Regions from separate parts of the Homo sapiens genome. Here region 2 is linked to region 1. A link is a loop called in an ENCODE intact Hi-C map of the cell type or tissue named here. Cell type or tissue: spleen. All regions are shown on one strand. Each heading gives the region's core, and the rest is flanking DNA. Links, peaks and the distances in the headings are about the cores only. Region 1 overlaps JPX (JPX transcript, XIST activator). Region 2 holds the start of XIST (X inactive specific transcript).

Region 1 (8,347 bases), core at 165-8,164:
CAAAGGAAGGGTGGAACAGAGAAATAAAGGACAGGGAAAATTATCTGGGATGATTCCTAAATTCCAATATTTGGATGGAACTATACAGAATTTTAATATATCTGGAAAATAAACTGAAAATATTAACGGATCCACAGATATTGAAGACTTAACCTTTTTTATCTCATTATTCATTAAAACAAGTGAAATGTTATAGGGAATTCTTCAAATTGAAAGAAGCAGCTCATGCATAACACAAAAACATGAATGTATAAAACTGACTGGTAAAAGGTAAGTAACTCAAATTCACAGTACTGGTATACTGTAATGGTGGTGTACAAATAACGTATATCTTTATTGTTAAGGTTAATACACAAAACTTTTTTAATGAGATGGCTGTTGCTATGTTGCTCAGGCTGGTCTGAAACTTCTGGGCTCAAGCAATTTTCCCCCCTCAGCCTTCTGATTAGACGGTATTATGGGCACCTGCCATGATGTCCATCTACAAAACTATTAATAATTACAACAATTTGTTTAGCCATATGTGATATAAATATATGTAAGGTGTGACATCAAGAACATAATGGGTCACCAAAATCTCAGAGTAAAAACACTCTGGTTTTACTCACCCCCATAGAACCTCAGTAATATATCCAGCACCAATATTATCACAAGTTATATCCCAGAACTGAAATCCGAGGCTGAGACATTTCCTCAGACTACAGAGAAGTGAAAAACTTGGAGCAGATGATAAAAGGCTTCTTCTGTATTTATGAGACTCCTATGTGCCTGCCATCATGTGTGGAAAATTTTATCGACATTCACCAGTTCAACATGGGATAAATGTGAGATTTTGGCACACAGCTTCTTCACCATCTTGGCTTCTCTTGTTGAAAAGCTGTTAATAGCTTAAAACATGGGAAGTATTGTGTGTGCTTGTAGAAAGAAAATCCCATGATGGCAGTGAAAGACAATTGGGCCAGTTGAGATTCACAACTCCAGCCTGAAAATTTTCTTTACGTCAGACAACATAGATGCCAAGTCAGAGTGGCTGTTCAGCAGCACTATAATGTAGTAGGCAGAGTTCATAGTTCTTTGCACAAATGCCTATCCAACCTTCCTGCACAGCCAGAGGATTGACTTTGGGACCCCTATATGGGATGGGCAATGCTCCAAATGTTTGTGAGAGCTGAGTCAAATCTAAAACAGGCAGCACTCACGGATTAAGTAGTCTTGACAGGGAACTACAAATAATAATATCTAAGAAAATATACTCTAGGAAGACCAAAAAAAGCTAGACAGCTGAGACTGGAATAAATATATAATTAATTGTTCAATGTGAAACTGTAGGCATACGTCTACAAGAAACAGCAGCAAGCCAATAACCATGACTACCCTGAACAGAGAAAGCATGGAGCCAGTTGCCATCCCTAATGAGATGGTAATGTTTGAACTCTAGAATCAAGAATTCATAAATGCAATTTTAAGGAAATGTAGCAAAACCCAAGATAATGCAGAAAAGGAATCCAAGAATGTATTAGAAACTTGAAGAGATTGAAATAATACACCAAACAAATATTGCAAATGAGAAATAATTGTTTCAACTGAAATAATTATTAGAGGATGTCATTAGCAGAATGGATCAAGCATAAAAAAACAGTGATCTTAAAGATAGGGTATTGGAGAATCTGTAGAGATTAAAGAAATAGAAAAGGCCTAGAGAATAGCTACAGGATATAGAGAATAACGTCCAAACAGCAAATTAAATAATCATTGGTGTTCAAGTGGTAGTTTTGGAATAGCAAGGGCAGTAAAGCTTATTCAATGAAATAACAATACATTCCAAATGTAGAGGAAAGTACTTTTCAGGTACAACAACGTTAAAGACCAAATAGATTCAGTTTAATTAAGAATACCCCAAGGTGTGTGTGTGTGTATATATATATATATATATATATATATAATCATCTCAAAAACATACTACAAAGAGAAAGGACACTGAAAACAGCAAGAGAAAAGCAAATAACATTATATACTTCCAATTTGTTTGTTAACAGACTTCTGATCAGAAATTGTACATACCAGGAGGGAGTGAAGTGACATAAAGTGCTAAAGGAAAAAAGTTAACCAACAATACTGTACCCACAAAAGATTTCCTTGAAAGATTGAGAGATAACATCGTTTACAAAAAGAAAAGGAAACATGGTGAGAATTCATCACTAGACTCGTCATTCAAGAAATGCTAAGTTCTTTATCCTGAAGAAAATTATGCTAACGTCCAAAGAGAAAAAGTTTGACATTACAAAACTCAGTGGCCAATGCAAATACATAGGCAAATGCAGAATAAATTAATACGCTTGTTTTGTGTAAGCCTCTTATATCCATAATACGAGGAGTAAGATGCAAGTCTATGAAAAGTAACTATAGCAGCATCATAAAATATAGCCAATTTAAAAATAGACATGAGAAAGTCAAAATGTGGGGGAATTGAATTAAAGCATAAAATTGATTGGCTGTTTATATTCCTTATGATGAAAATTATTATCGGTTTAAAAATACTTTTATCTATGAGATACTACCAAAGAAAGTCACTTAACCACAATGGGAGAAGGAAGAAAGAAATAATTTGGAAAACGACAAAAAAGTACCAATCAAAATGTCAATAGTGATTTCTTACCTATCAATAATAATATTGATAGGTATTATCTAGGATCCCCCTAAAAAGAACAGAGAGTGGCTCAGTGGATATTTTAAAAAATCGGCTGGGTGTGGTGGCTTACGCCTGTAATCCCAGCACTTTGGGAGGCCTAGGTGGGCGGATCACCTGAGGTCAGGAGACTAGCCTGACCAATATGATGAAACCGCGTCTCTACTAAAAATAATACAAAAAAATTAGCCGGGCTTGGTGGCATGCGCATGTAATCTCAGCTACTCGGGAGGCTGAGACAGGAGAACAGCTTGAACCCGGGAGGCGGAGGTTGCAGTGAGCCAAGATCACGCCATTGCACTTCAGCCTGGGCAACGAGCGAAATTCTGTCTCAAAATAATAACAATAGTCAGTCCCAACTATATGCTGCATGTAAAAAATTAACTTACATATACACATTGACTAAAAGTGAAGGGATGCAAAAAGTTTTCAAATGGAAACCAATAAATAGCAGCTGTATTTGTATCAGATAACAGAAAATTTTCACTTAATATTTATTAGGTGAAAAGGTGTGAATAGAGACAAAAAAGTATTATGTAGTAAATACTTATGAAGGGTCAATTCAGGAAGAGGGTATAAAAATCGTAAATATGTATGCATCCTGCAGCAGAACACCAAAATATATAAAGCAAACTGTAAGCGACCTAAAGCGAGAGAAACTGCAATACAGTAATAGTAGGGGACTTTAGTAACCCTTCCTCAACTCTTGTCACCTGAGTACACAGAGGCTTATTCCAACTGGGGGAACGAAATAGAAGACAGTGGGATAATTTGCCTAGTAACCCAGGCAGTTCTACCCTGGTATTCCCCAAGTCCACCAGTGCTGTGTATGTGCCAGGCTTTAAGCCTGGCTGTGTTCCTGGTCCTAGGGCGCCCTCTAGTGATGAAATGGTTGCAGTGACCACATTCTTAGATAAAACAACACAATCACATTTAATTTTTGGGACGCCCTGTGAAGAAGGGCAGCTACGAAGTAGCAGACTACAAAGATTGGAATAAATACCTAACTCTTAAATGCCTGGACACTGGAGAACTTCCACAAGCATAAGACCATCCAGGAGACATGACATCTCCAAAAGGACTATGGGATCTAGTTTTGGAGCGATGTAGTTATGTTGCCTCTCATACAGGAAACTCAAAATAGCTAGGAACTATGATCTAAAATATACAAAGGAAGTAGCCACTGACCGACCCTAATGAGATGGTGATGTGTGTGATGTCAGGGTAAGAATTCAGGAGAAACGTTTTGGGAAAATAGCAAACACCATGATAATGCAGGAAAGCAATTCAGTAATTTATTAAATGTAACAAATACTGAAACAATAGATAACCAAACTGAAATACTGGAACTGAGAAATAATGACTGAATGGACAAATGCACCAGAAGGTCTCAACAGCAGCACTGATCCAGCAGAACAAGAATCAGTATTATTAAAGACAGGCTATATGAAAATGCACAGTGAGTGCAGAAAGAAGCAAAAAGAACAAAAAAGTATGAAGCATGCGTACAAGGTGAAGAAAATAATCTTGAAAGCACAAACCTCAGAGTTACCATTCTTAAAGAGGGAGAGTTTGGAGTTGAAAGTTTAGAGAAGTAGGCCGGGCATGGTGGCTCACGCCTGTAATCCCAGCGCTTTGGGAGGCCGAGGTGGGTGGATCACCTGAGGTCGGGAGTTCGAGACGAGCCTGCCCAACATGGTGAAACCCACGTCTCTACTAAAAATACAAAAGTTAGCTGGGCGTGGTGGCTCACGCCTGTAGTCCCAGCTACTTGGGAGGCTGAGGCACGAAAATTGCTTGAACCAGGGAGGCAGAGGTTGCAGTGAGCTATGTATGTGTATATCCAGATGTGATTACCCAGGTAGAAGACAGTAAAAAACAAAAACAAGCAGATTCAACCAAAATAAGGCTTTGCCAAGGAATGTAACAATCAAATGTTCAGAGGTAGAGAAAAATTTAAATGGTCCTAAAAGCTGCAAGAAAACAAGCAAATAATGTATAAATGAGCTCTGATACATCCGGTAGTGAAGAGTTTACAGGCTAGGAGGGAGTATGATGACATATTTAGTGCTGAAGGAAATAACCTGCCAAATCAGAATATCAAATTCAGCAAAATATTCTTCAAACTTGAAAAATAAATACTTTACCAGACACACAACAGCTGAGGAATTTTTGTCAACATCAGACTTGTCTTAAATGCTAGAAAGAGTAATTCAGTCTGAAAGGACATTAATGAGCAAAAAGAAAACATCCGAATGTTTACAACTCATAGAAAAAGGAGGTACATAAATATAGAATAATACTGTGATTGTGGTATGTAAACATATTTTTAGCAGGAAGAAGACTAAAAGGTAATTCTATTAAAATTATAACTACAAAAATATTAGAGATAGATAAACATAACAAAGATAAGATCATAGCATGTAGGGTGGAGATTAAGTGTGGAGTTCTTTGGTTTTCTCTTTGCTTGTCATTCCTTGTGACTACAGATACCTTGTCATTAATTTAAAATTATTGGTTATATGATGGTTTTTGCAAGCCGCATGACAACAACCATGCAAAAACCTCAGAAAATAAAAGCAAGGAATTAAAATATACTATCAGAAAAAAATTAGTTAATGGAATACAGGGAGGAAAGAAGAATGGACGAGAGGACCAACTAAGCAAAATTTGAAAGAATGGAAAAGGAGCAAACACTTTCAGTTTCATTCTACAAGGCCAGTGTTTCCCCGATAACTAAAGGAAAAGGTCTAAAAACCCCCAAACAACAATAAACCCCAGAAGACAAATATGTCTGATTCACACAGATGGAACAATCCAGAAGAAAATGCTAGTAAACTGTATTCAACAACACACTAAAAATATAATTCATACTTATCAAGGTGGATTAATCTTAGGAATGCATGGATTGTTCAAGCTATGCAAATCAATTAGTTTTATGTCGTATAACAAAGTCAACAACCATAATGTTGTAATGGATGTCCAAAAAGTATTTTATAAATTAAATATTTTATTAAAAATTATCTCAAAATTGGGTATAGAGTTAAGATATCTCAACAGACTGGCAGTTGAACTTACACTGTCCTTGTGAGCAAGGAAAACTGACAAGCATACTGCTAGATTTGGAAGACATTAAAAATGCCCATGTTCAGCACTTTAGTTCACCATGTTACTGGGAGTTCTAGTCAGAGCAAGTATAAAAGAGAAACAAATAAGGGCATTCATATTAGAAAGGGAGAATTATAAATATCCCAACAGATACAAATAAAATATATAGGAAGAAACTTAACCAATCAAGTAAAATGTATCTACAAGGAAAACTATGAGTCATTGATAGAAATTGAAGAGGACACTAGTAAATGAAAAGATACTGCATGTTCATTTAGCGGGAGAAGTTATATTGTTAAAAACCCATACTACATATAGCAATCTATAGTTTCAAAATGCCAGTGTTATTTTTTCACAGAAATAGGAACAAGACGAAGAATAGACACAGTAATCCTGAGCCAAAAGAACAAAGCTGGAGTCATCACATTACCTGACTTAAAATTATATGACAACGTAACACTAACCAAAACCGAATGTGACTTGCATACATATACATACACCAATGTAACATCTACAAACCAGAAATCCATGTATTGAAACTAAACTTGGCCTATCAGAGAGCTCCAACAGCCCAGGCTCCACAGGTTGAGTGAGTGCTGCCAGCACAAATGTATTTATAGGTGTTTGTAATCCCGCTCCTGCTGGGCCATCACTCGTGCAATCGTGTGCATGAACAACGGTAACCTCGCCCCTTGTTTGTTGTTACTGGTGCGAATGGGCACCAGCAACTCCACACCTACCATTCTGCCCCAAGTGCAAATGTGCACATGGGTGGCAGCAACTAGCCTCCTCTAGGGCCTCATATTTGCAGCCAGTGGCATGAGTTCTAGCATGGACGATGTTAAACCCTACTCTTCCAGTGTCCCTCCCCATCTGACACATGTACACTCTTCCATGCTGTTGAGGCTACTGGCACGAGCAAGTGAGCCTGGATCCCACTGCCACCAACCCAATGAAATAGTATGGCTACCACCCCCTATTTGAAAACTGTGGGCAGCGTAACAGGAACACATCCGCCCCTCCAGTTCGGCATGTTTCTAACCTTGAGGGACCAGAGAACACAGCGTCCTTTCTTGACCCTGCTTCCCCAGAGTTAGAGCATGCAGCCCAGGAATCCTGAGGTGAGCCTTGGCCCCCTAAAATCTTCCAGAAATGAAGCCAGTCAACTGAACCCACTTTACACCTCAATCAAAACCCAAGGGCATTGAAGAAGATTAAAGAAAAACATCATACAAAGCACAGCATCTTCAAAGATGGAAAGAATATTAGTCCACATACATGAGAAAGAAGTATTGCAAGAACTCTGGCAGTTTGAAAAGCCATAGTGTCTTCTAACTTCCAAAGGGCCACACTAGCTTTCTGGGAGAGGTTCTTAACCAGGCTGAGATGGGTTAAATGACACAGGGTAAAGAATATGGGTATGAATGAAGATCATTGAGATTCAGGAGAAAGTTGAAACCTAATCTAAGGAATTTAAGGAACACAATAAAACAATACAGATGTTGAAAACTGAAATGGCCATTTTAAAATCTGGTAGAGCTGAAAAGCACACTACATAATTACATAATGTAATTGGGAGTATTAACAGCATAGATGAAGCTAAGGAGAATCTCAGCTCTAAGACTATTTAGTTGAATTAGCTGTCAGACAAATATTTTAAAAAATTTAAAAACTAAACAAAATCTCTATGAAATATGGCATTCAAATCTATGAGTCACTGACATTCCTGAAAGAGGCAAAGAAAGCAAGCAACTTTTTAGTTTATTGTCCATCAGTTTTTCTGCAACCTTGCTAGAGAGGCCAAAATTCAAATTCAGGAAATTCTGAGAACACTGCAAAATACTGTCCCCCAGACAGTTATCAGATTGAAATGAAAGAAAATGTCCAAAACAACTATAGAGAAGGGCCGGGTAAACTACAAAGGGAAGCCCATCAGGCTAACGGCATACCTTTCAGCAGAATCCCTAGAAGCCAGAAGATATGGATACCTATATTCGGCGTTTTTAATATGAAGTGATTCCAACCAGTAATTTCATATTCAGCCAAATTAAGCTTTATAGGTGAAGGAGAAATAAGATCCTTTACAGGCAAGGAAGTGCCAAGGCATTTCATTACCACCAGACCTGCCTTACCAGAGGTCCTTAACTGAGTGCTCAATATGAAAAGGAATGACCATTATTGGCCACCAAAAAAACACATTTAAGTACACAGACCACTGACACTATAAACCAAATGCACAATTAACCAGCAACCAGCTAATAGTAATACAGAATCAAATATAAACATATCAGTGTTACGTTTGAAATTAAATAGACTACTGTCCTAATAAATGATAAAAAGAGGCAAGTTGGATAAAAAAGACCGAACTGTATGCTGTCTTCCTGAAACCCATTTCAGAAGTAATGGCACCCATTGACTCAAGGTAAAGGGATGGAGAAAATTCTACCAAGCAAACAGAAAAAAGGAGGAGGGACAGATTGCTATTCTAACTTCATAGAAAATAGACTTTAAAACAGCAATTGTCAATAAGGACAGAGAAAGATATAATCATGA
Region 2 (8,347 bases), core at 220-8,219, 160 kb before region 1:
GTGGCCCCTCCACTTCTTTCTCCTGACTGGCTAAAGACAGCTGCGAAGTGCCATGCTAATTCACCCAGGTCTTCGCTGAGTAGCTGGACAGTGTGTCATCAGTCTAATTCCATCTTCTGCTCTAATTGGCTGTGATCAATTCCACCCCCATTTCTAATTGGTTGGGTTATGCAGCAATCCAGCACTGTCCATCCCACCTTTTCTCCCGCTCTGCGTGGCACTAGGCGGCAAAACCCGCCATCTTTAACAATGCGGCAAGCCCGCCATGATGTCCACGTGACAAAAGCCATGATATACATATGACAACGCCTGCCATATTGTCCCTGCGGCAAAACCCAACACGAAAAGCACACAGCAAAGACAAAGAGGCCCGCCATGTTTTACACTGCGGCAAGACCTTCAGCCGCCATCTTTTCCTGTGTGACCGCACATGTCCACCACCATGCTAACCACTTAACAAAGCCTCGCCCATCATGATGTGGCCTTCCCGCCACTTGAACACTGCGACAGAACTGGATCCGCCATTTTGGACAACCTAACAAAGCACAGCCCGCCATGCTGAGCAATGCCGCAATGTCAAAATCGCCATTTTAAGCCCTGCACCTTAGTCTTTCCTAACCTTCCATTTTTAACTAGTCCCTTGTACTGATAAAAGATGATTCTTACTGCCTCCCGATACAACAATCACGCAAAGCTCCTAACAAGCCCCAAATCAATTCATTCAGATAGGTTTAGCTCATGCAATGCACATGACTTCCTCTGCCTGACCTGCTATCATCCATCTTGCCTCCCTAGTTTAACTTAGCACAAACGACTAGCCCTAAGCCGAGTTATGCGGCAAGTCTAAAATGGCGGCCACTTTTCCTCCACAATCTGAACACGCCCTTAGCTTAACTGCAGAGTCATTCTCTGCCAAAGCGGTAGGTACACTCACACACCACCAAATGATCAGCAGCAAAAAAAAGTGTAGATATTCCAGAGAGTGCAACAACCCACAAAACCAACATTTTTTCATCCATAAAAAGCACCGATGGGCGATGAAAAAAAAAAATCAAAGCAGGTATCCGCGGCCCCGATGGGCCAGAAAAACAAAAATTAAAGCAGGTATCCGAGGCCCCGATGGGCAAGGAAAAATAAAAAAAAAAAAAGCAGGTATCCGAAGCCCCGATGGGCCAAAAAAAGAAAATTTTTAAAAAGCAGATATCCGTCACCCCGATGGGCCAGAGTGTTGGGGGTTCAGAGGGGAAGGGAATCAGCAGGTATCCGATACCCCGATGGGCTAAGGAAAAAAAAATAAAAAGCAGGTATCCGCGGCCCCGATGGGCGAATAAAAAAGAATTAAAAGGCAGGTATCCACGGCCCCGTTGGGCAAAGAAAAAATAATAAAACCAGGTATCCGCAGCCCCGATGGGCAAAATATAGAAAAGAGAGTGGAAGAGTAAAAAACTGATCCACAAAAAACAGAGATGTCAACCAAAAATGATTCCAAAGAAAAATTCCTTAAATATTAAAAATTGCCTCAAAATATTCCAAATACTTTCTTTAAAAAAATATGGAGGACGTGTCAAGAAGACACTAGGAGAAAGTATAGAATTTAAAAAAATATTTTATGGAATTTAGGTGATTTTTTTAAAGAAATACGCCATAAAGGGTGTTGGGGGACTAGAAAATGTTCTAGAAAGAACCCCAAGTGCAGAGAGATCTTCAGTCAGGAAGCTTCCAGCCCCGAGAGAGTAAGAAATATGGCTGCAGCAGCGAATTGCAGCGCTTTAAGAACTGAAGGGGGGGCTGAGGGCGGAGAGAGCATAAGAGGCGTGGCCTAGAAGATTGAAAGCCGGACATCTTTGTGATTTGGTTGGTTCAAAATTTACCCAGTAAGGACAAAAAAGGGAAATTTCAAGAAAGCAAAGACATACCAGAAAGAACATTAACTGGAAGTAGACTTCATTTCTAGACCAGGAGTCACAACTTCAATGGGTTTTCCAGTTCTCATCTATAACATGGGGACATTGAGTAAATCAAGCAATAATTAATGCTAAAATCCTCCATAAACTGCATAATAAATGTAAAGATGTTAATTCAGCTTGGTTTTGAGAATGGGGGAAGGGATAGGTAGAGCTTTGATGTGTTGATAAAGTATCCAAATATATCATTCAAACCAGAATTTGTAACTCCTCCACCAAACTTTTGAACCAAAGAAGCTAGAAAGGAGTAATACATTGAGGTTAGTACCATCTTCAAGGGACTTCCCATTCCATTATCCCATGTAATAGATAATGGAATATGTATTGCATAGATAATAATAAAGGATTATTCCTGTTTTATACATTAAAATAGAGTCCTATAGAGGTTACATCATGTGCCCGAGGTCACACACCATGATTCAGAGTCAATGTAGTTTTTACTCCAACACTCTACCTTGTATGGCTCCCAACCATAAGAGAACGGAAGTGCTTACGAGTCAATTGGTGAGCAAGAGAGAAAAAGGAAAGAAAGACATTTCATAGAATGGCTATTTGGTTCCTAAATAATCAAGAAAGAGTACTGTTTGTGACCTGTTTGTAATTTTTTAACTATGACTCCTTAATCTTTACTATTTTCCTATTTCCTCCATGAATCTGAGGAACCCAACATTGGACCAACCATATGACACAGTAGTGAAGTTGACCCTCTGTCAGTAACTGATAAGTGGTAGGAAGAAAAAGCTCATATAAAAGCCAAAGCTGCCCTCAGAAACCTGGCTATTTCAGTAGGAAGCAATTAATCTCATAAACTCTTCTATGTCATTCGAGAAACAACAGAGAACCAGAAGGGAGACAATGGCAACTTAAGTATTATAGAGCAACTTCTAGAAAGTCAAAGGATACATTACCCTCCCACTGGCTGAACTGGAAAGTGTAACTATCGACCCAAATCTATCAGGTAAGCTTGCTCTTCAGTTTCCAGAAAAATAATAAAGTATGCAAATTTTCTTCCTTAAGAAATACCTTCCATCTTCTAAGTGTCCTTGGATCAAACAAAAAAAGTAATCTGACTTGTCATTCCAAATGAGGGTTATTGTATTGTAAAGTGGTGCAATACAATGGTACCTTTGAGAAAACAATGCTTAACAAAGAGAGAAACTACCTACAGTGACACCTATGAAGCAGCTATCAGAAAGACTGGATTACCAAACCTCTAATACAACTTTATCTACTAGAAGTTTCTACAAGTGTGGAAATGTTCTATACTTTTAAGAAATTTGGTTGGCCGGGCGCGGTGGCTCATGCTTGTAATCCCAGCACTTTGGGAGGCCGAGGTGGCTGGATCACCTGAGGTGAGGAGTTTGAGACCAGCCTGGCCAACATAGCGAAACCCCGTCTCTACTATAAATACAAAAATTAGCCGGGCATGGTGGCAGGCACCTATAATCCCAGCTACTTGGGAGGCTGAGGCAGGAGAATCACTTGAATCCAGGAGGCGGAGGTTGCAGTGAACCGAGATGGTGCCACTGCACTCCAGCCCGGGCGACAGAGCAAGACTCCATCTCAAAAAAAGAAAAAAGAAATTTAGTTGGGGAAAAATTTTCTAAAGACTCAAGTAGCATCAAATATAAAAGATTGATAAATTTGACTCTGAAATTAAAACCTTTTGTTTCACAAAAATACCTTTTCAAATAAAAAGGCAAAAAGACAATTTATAAACTGGTTGTCCTGGGTTTCTGTGACCAGGCCCTGGTTCCAGGTGGGCAGCCACGCTAGCAGATCACTCTCATTGGTTGTCATTGGAGTTTTTTAAATGGTAACTCTTAAGGCTAGGCATGCAAAATGGTGCTGATGTGCCGTTATGGGGTGACACTCACATTGGACACAGGACATGTTCAGAGCTGTGGCCTACCTAAATCCACTGTTGACCCTTAGGCTAAAGAAACTGCAAAAGCAAGAAATTTATAATTTCAATACAAAGAGGTTCCAGAGTGCCATTGCAAAAATGGAAGTAGTACAGTGTTGCTATGTTTTTCTCATAGAGGGAGATGTGAAATTAGCCAGGAATGGTGCATTTGACAATAAACACAAAGAGATGATTTCTGGACCTAAAAAGGAAGATATGGTGCAAGGTCATTATAAAAATTGATATGTGAACTGTTGAATAAACAAATACGTAAGCATCTCTTCTCCACCTGGTATTCTAAATTTTCATTGATAAATCACTACACCTCACATGGGCCCATGTATTTGTAATATATTTTTAATCAAACTGTTTACATTAAAAGGAACTTCTGAAAAATATTTGCCTAGGCCTTTGCCCTAGAGCAGTCCTGCCCTCTTCTGCCATTTATCACCTTCAGGTTTTACTTACTCCCCTGCCCTCACTAGCTTTCAATTCACTTTACTTCCTCCTCTTCCCGACCTGGCCTCACCTTCACTACTGCTTGGCTCCATTTTATAAACCTGTTAGGATCAGAAGTATGGAAACTGAGACACTAGAAGGAAAAGTGACTTGCTCAAAGTCAATTAGCTAGTAAGAGTTGGGCTCTGATGGGGATATTTCAGGCATATTTTCTGTGGCCATGCCATAGCTGTGTTAGCATCCTCTTCTTTGGGCTCCCAATCACATGGCACACAATAGGAAGAAATCAGGTCCTCTTTTTAAAGATTCAGATTATTCCAGTTCTAGGATTGTCACTATGTTCATCTGTACATCCTCTCCTCTGCTAAATTAGGCCCAAAAAAAGCCGGCACTGTCGACTTAGCCACCAGATGGCAGCATAAAATCACCAAAGAAGCACTGAGCCTGTCTGCAGGAAAGGAGCCAAAGTTGTATACAGGGCAGGACCAGAATCTGATATAAAGGGGGGAAAGTCTGATTCATACAAGGTCAGTATCAGAAGAAAGGGTCAAAGAAAAGTGCTCAACCCCCTCTAATTTGAAGAGCCCCTCCCCCCACTAAACAGGAGTCTGTCCTTGGCTTCAGGGCTATGCCATTTAAAGAGGACTTTGATAAAGCCTTCAGGATCTAATTAGCAGGCTGGTGGGGGCCCTCCAAATCATCACCAGTGAAAAGCAGTTAAAGGGACCAGGACATATTATGGAAAAGAAAATAAAAGACCTGGGGAAGGGCTCTTTACAACTCAAAGGGCTGTCTGCAATGGGGGAAGTTGATGAATAGTCCTGTTGTGTGTAGTTCTAATAAATAAAGACGTCTGAATACTCTGAGCTGTCCAAAGATGGAACAGTTAACACCTCCAGAACTGGTGAATGCCAGTCTCTGAAGACCTGCAAGCCAATAGTGGATTTTGTGAGGATGCTACAGAGACAATCAACAGATAGAAAAGTTGTGCTATATGCCTTGTAAGGGTCTTCCAAATAGCCCCAAATCCTATGAACCTCATCACAGTACTTGGGCCATTCCTCTAGCCCTCAAACACACTATTTATGATATCCTTCAAAAGTGTATTAGGATGTTGGGAAAGGTTTTCTAGTTTATCAAAAGAGAACACGGGGTTATACATATTAAAGCTCAGTGAGTATATGCTTAACAATTGTATACATAGTTCACGTCAACATTAAAAATACTGTAAATGGGCTGGGTACGTTGGCTCACACCTTTAATCTCAGCACTTTAGGAGGCCAAGGCAGGAGGATCTTTTGAGGCCAGGAGTTCGAGATCAGCCTGGGCAAAATAGAGAGACCTCTGTCTCTACAAAAATAAAAAATATAAAAATTAGCCAGGCGTGGTGGTGCATACCCGTAGTTCTAGCTTCTCAGGAGGATGAAGCAGGAGGATTGATTGAGCCCAGTAGTTCAAGGATACAGTGGGCTGTGATTGCCCCACTGAACTCCAGACTGGGTGAGAAAGCAAACGCTACCTCAAAAAAAATTACAATCTATTAAAAACATCACCAGTGGCCGGGTGCGGTGGCTCATGCCTGTAATCCCAGCACTTTGGGAGGCCGAGGCAGACAGATCATGAGGTCAGGAAATCAAGACCATCCTGGTCAATATGGTGAAACCCCATCTCTACTATAAATACAAAAATAAGCTGCACATGGTGGCACACGCCTGTAATCCCAGCTACTCGGGAGGCTGAGGCAGGAGAATCGCTTGAACCCGGAAGGCGGAGGTTGCAGTGAGCTGAGACCGCGCCAAGCCTGGTGACAGAGCAAGACTCCATCTCAAAAAAAAAAAAAAAAAATCACCAGCAAACACTAGGGAGAGGGAGGAATTTTATTTCCCAAGGTATCACATTATAATATTAAAACTGTGCAGTTTTTATTAAAAAATTACAAGGCATACAAAAAACAGGAAATTATAGCTAATATATAGAAAAAAAGGTAATTAACAAAAAATGGTCCCTGAGAAAGTACCAACATTAAACTTACTAGACAAGGATTTTAATTAATTAATTAATGTGCTTATTTATTTTCTCATTTTTAGTTTTTCTAGTAGTTCTTTTTCAAATGTATTTTTAGTTCACAAATAATTGTATATATTCATGGAGTAAAATGTGGTATTTTGATATATGCATGCATTGTAGAATAATTAAATCAAGCTAATTACTATATATCTCAGCTCACATACTTATTTTGTGATGAGAATACTTAAAATTTACTTAGCAGTTTTTGAAATGTACAATACCTTATCACTATTGTCATCATGCTCTGCAATATATCTCAAAAACTTATTCCTTCTCTCTAACTAAAATTTTTATCCTTTGATCAACACATTTTTACCCTCCCTTCAGATTATTAACCACCAGTCTACTCCCTACAAGTTCAAGTTTTGAAAATTACACATACAAGTGAGATAATATAGTATTCATCTTTCTGTGCCTGGCTTAGCATAATGTCCTCCAGGTTCATATATGTTGTTGCAAATGACAGATTTTCCTTCTTTTTAAGGCTGACTAGTGTTCCATTGTGTATGTATACCACATTTTCTTTATACATTCATCTGTTGATGGGGACTTACCTTGATTTCATATCTTGACTATTGTGAATAATGCTATAATAAACATAGGAGGACAAATGTCTCTTCAACACACTGATTTCAATTTCTTTGAACAACACCCACAAGTGGGATTATTGGATCATAAGGTAGTTGTATTTTTAGTGTTTTCAGAAGCCTCCATGATGGTTGAACTAATTTATATTTCCACCAACACTGTATAAATGTTCCCTTTTCTCCACACCCTCACCAATCCTTAACTTTTGTCTTCTTGAAAATAGCCATTCTAACAGGTGTGAGGCAATATTGCATTGTGGTTTTGATTTGCATTTTTCTTTTTTTTTTCTTTCTTTCTTTTTTTTTTTTAATTTTTATTTTTTTGAGACAGAATCTCTCTCTGTCGCCAAGGCTGGAGTGCAGTGGTGTGATCACGGTTCACTGCAACCTCCACTTCTTGGGTTCAAGCAATTCTCATGCCTCAGCCTCCCAAGTAGCTTGGATTATAGGCATCTGCCACCATGCCCAGCTAATTTGTATATTTTTAATAGAGACGGGGGTTCACCATGTTGACCAGGCTGGTCTCAAACTCCTGAGCTCAGGTGATCTGCCTGCCTTGGCCTCCCACAGTGTGATCTGTAATCACACTGGGATTACAGATGTGAACCACTGCGCCTGGCCTTATTTATTTATGTTTTTAGACACAGTCTCATTCTGTTGCCCAGGCTACAGAAAGTGCAGTGGTGCCATCTCGGCTCATTGCAACCTCTGCCTCCCGGGTTCAAGTGATCCTCCTGCCTCAGCCTCCTGAGCGGGTGGGATTACAGGCACCCACCACCATGCCCAGCTAATTTTTGTATTTTTAGTAGAGAAGATGTTTCACTATATTGGGCAGGCTGGTCTTGAACTCCTGACCTCAAGTGATCCACCCGCTTTGGCCTCCCAAAGTGCTGGGATTATAGGTGTGAGCCACCACACCCAGCCTGATGTGCATTTTTGTGATGATTATTGATATTGAGCACTTTTTCATATATCTGTTTGCTATTTGGTTTTTGTTTGATTGTTTTTTGTTTGAGGCAGAGTCTCACTCTGTAGCCCAGGCCAGAGTGCAGTGGCACAATCTCGGCTCACTACAACCACTGCCTCCCGGGTTCAAGTGATTCTCCTGCCTCAGCCTCCCGAGTAGCTGGGATTACAGGCGTGTGCCACCATGCCTGGCTAATTTTTGTATTTTTAGCAGAGACGGGGTTTCACCATGCTTGCCAGGCTGGTATCGAATTCCTAACCTCAAGGGATCTGCCCACCTTGGCCTCCCAAAGTGCTGGGATTACAGATGTGAGCCACCGCACCCAGCCTGTTGGCCATTTCTAAGTCTTATTTTGAAAAATGTCTATCCAGGTCCTGTGCCCATTTTTTAATTGAGC

The links. A loop is a pair of places that touch in the nucleus more often than their neighbours do. Peaks named below come from ENCODE experiments on the same cell type or tissue, not always from the same donor. Only the 100,000 strongest peaks of a DNase experiment are listed, where the experiment ranks them.
Region 2: it touches region 1 in a loop (7-fold over the local background); 91 of 110 quality-filtered maps call a loop at or near these places.

What each region holds. Positions count from the first base shown.
Region 1 is chrX:74,012,041-74,020,387 of GRCh38, forward strand. The region is part of intron 3 of JPX (JPX transcript, XIST activator); the gene reads left to right. Among named protein-coding and RNA genes, the nearest start is that of JPX, 72 kb to the left of the region's middle. In spleen, for the core only: a CTCF peak has its summit at 3,592 (motif pointing left); a DNase peak (open chromatin) is centred at 3,553.
Region 2 is chrX:73,850,971-73,859,317 of GRCh38, forward strand. XIST (X inactive specific transcript) reads right to left here and starts at 1,744. Exons shown (of 6, transcript NR_001564.3): 1 at 1-1,744. RefSeq lists enhancers at 349-598, 462-963. In spleen, for the core only: a CTCF peak has its summit at 4,719 (motif pointing right); DNase peaks (open chromatin) are centred at 451, 1,777 and 4,730; H3K4me3 peaks cover 1,863 bases; H3K27ac peaks cover 1,822 bases.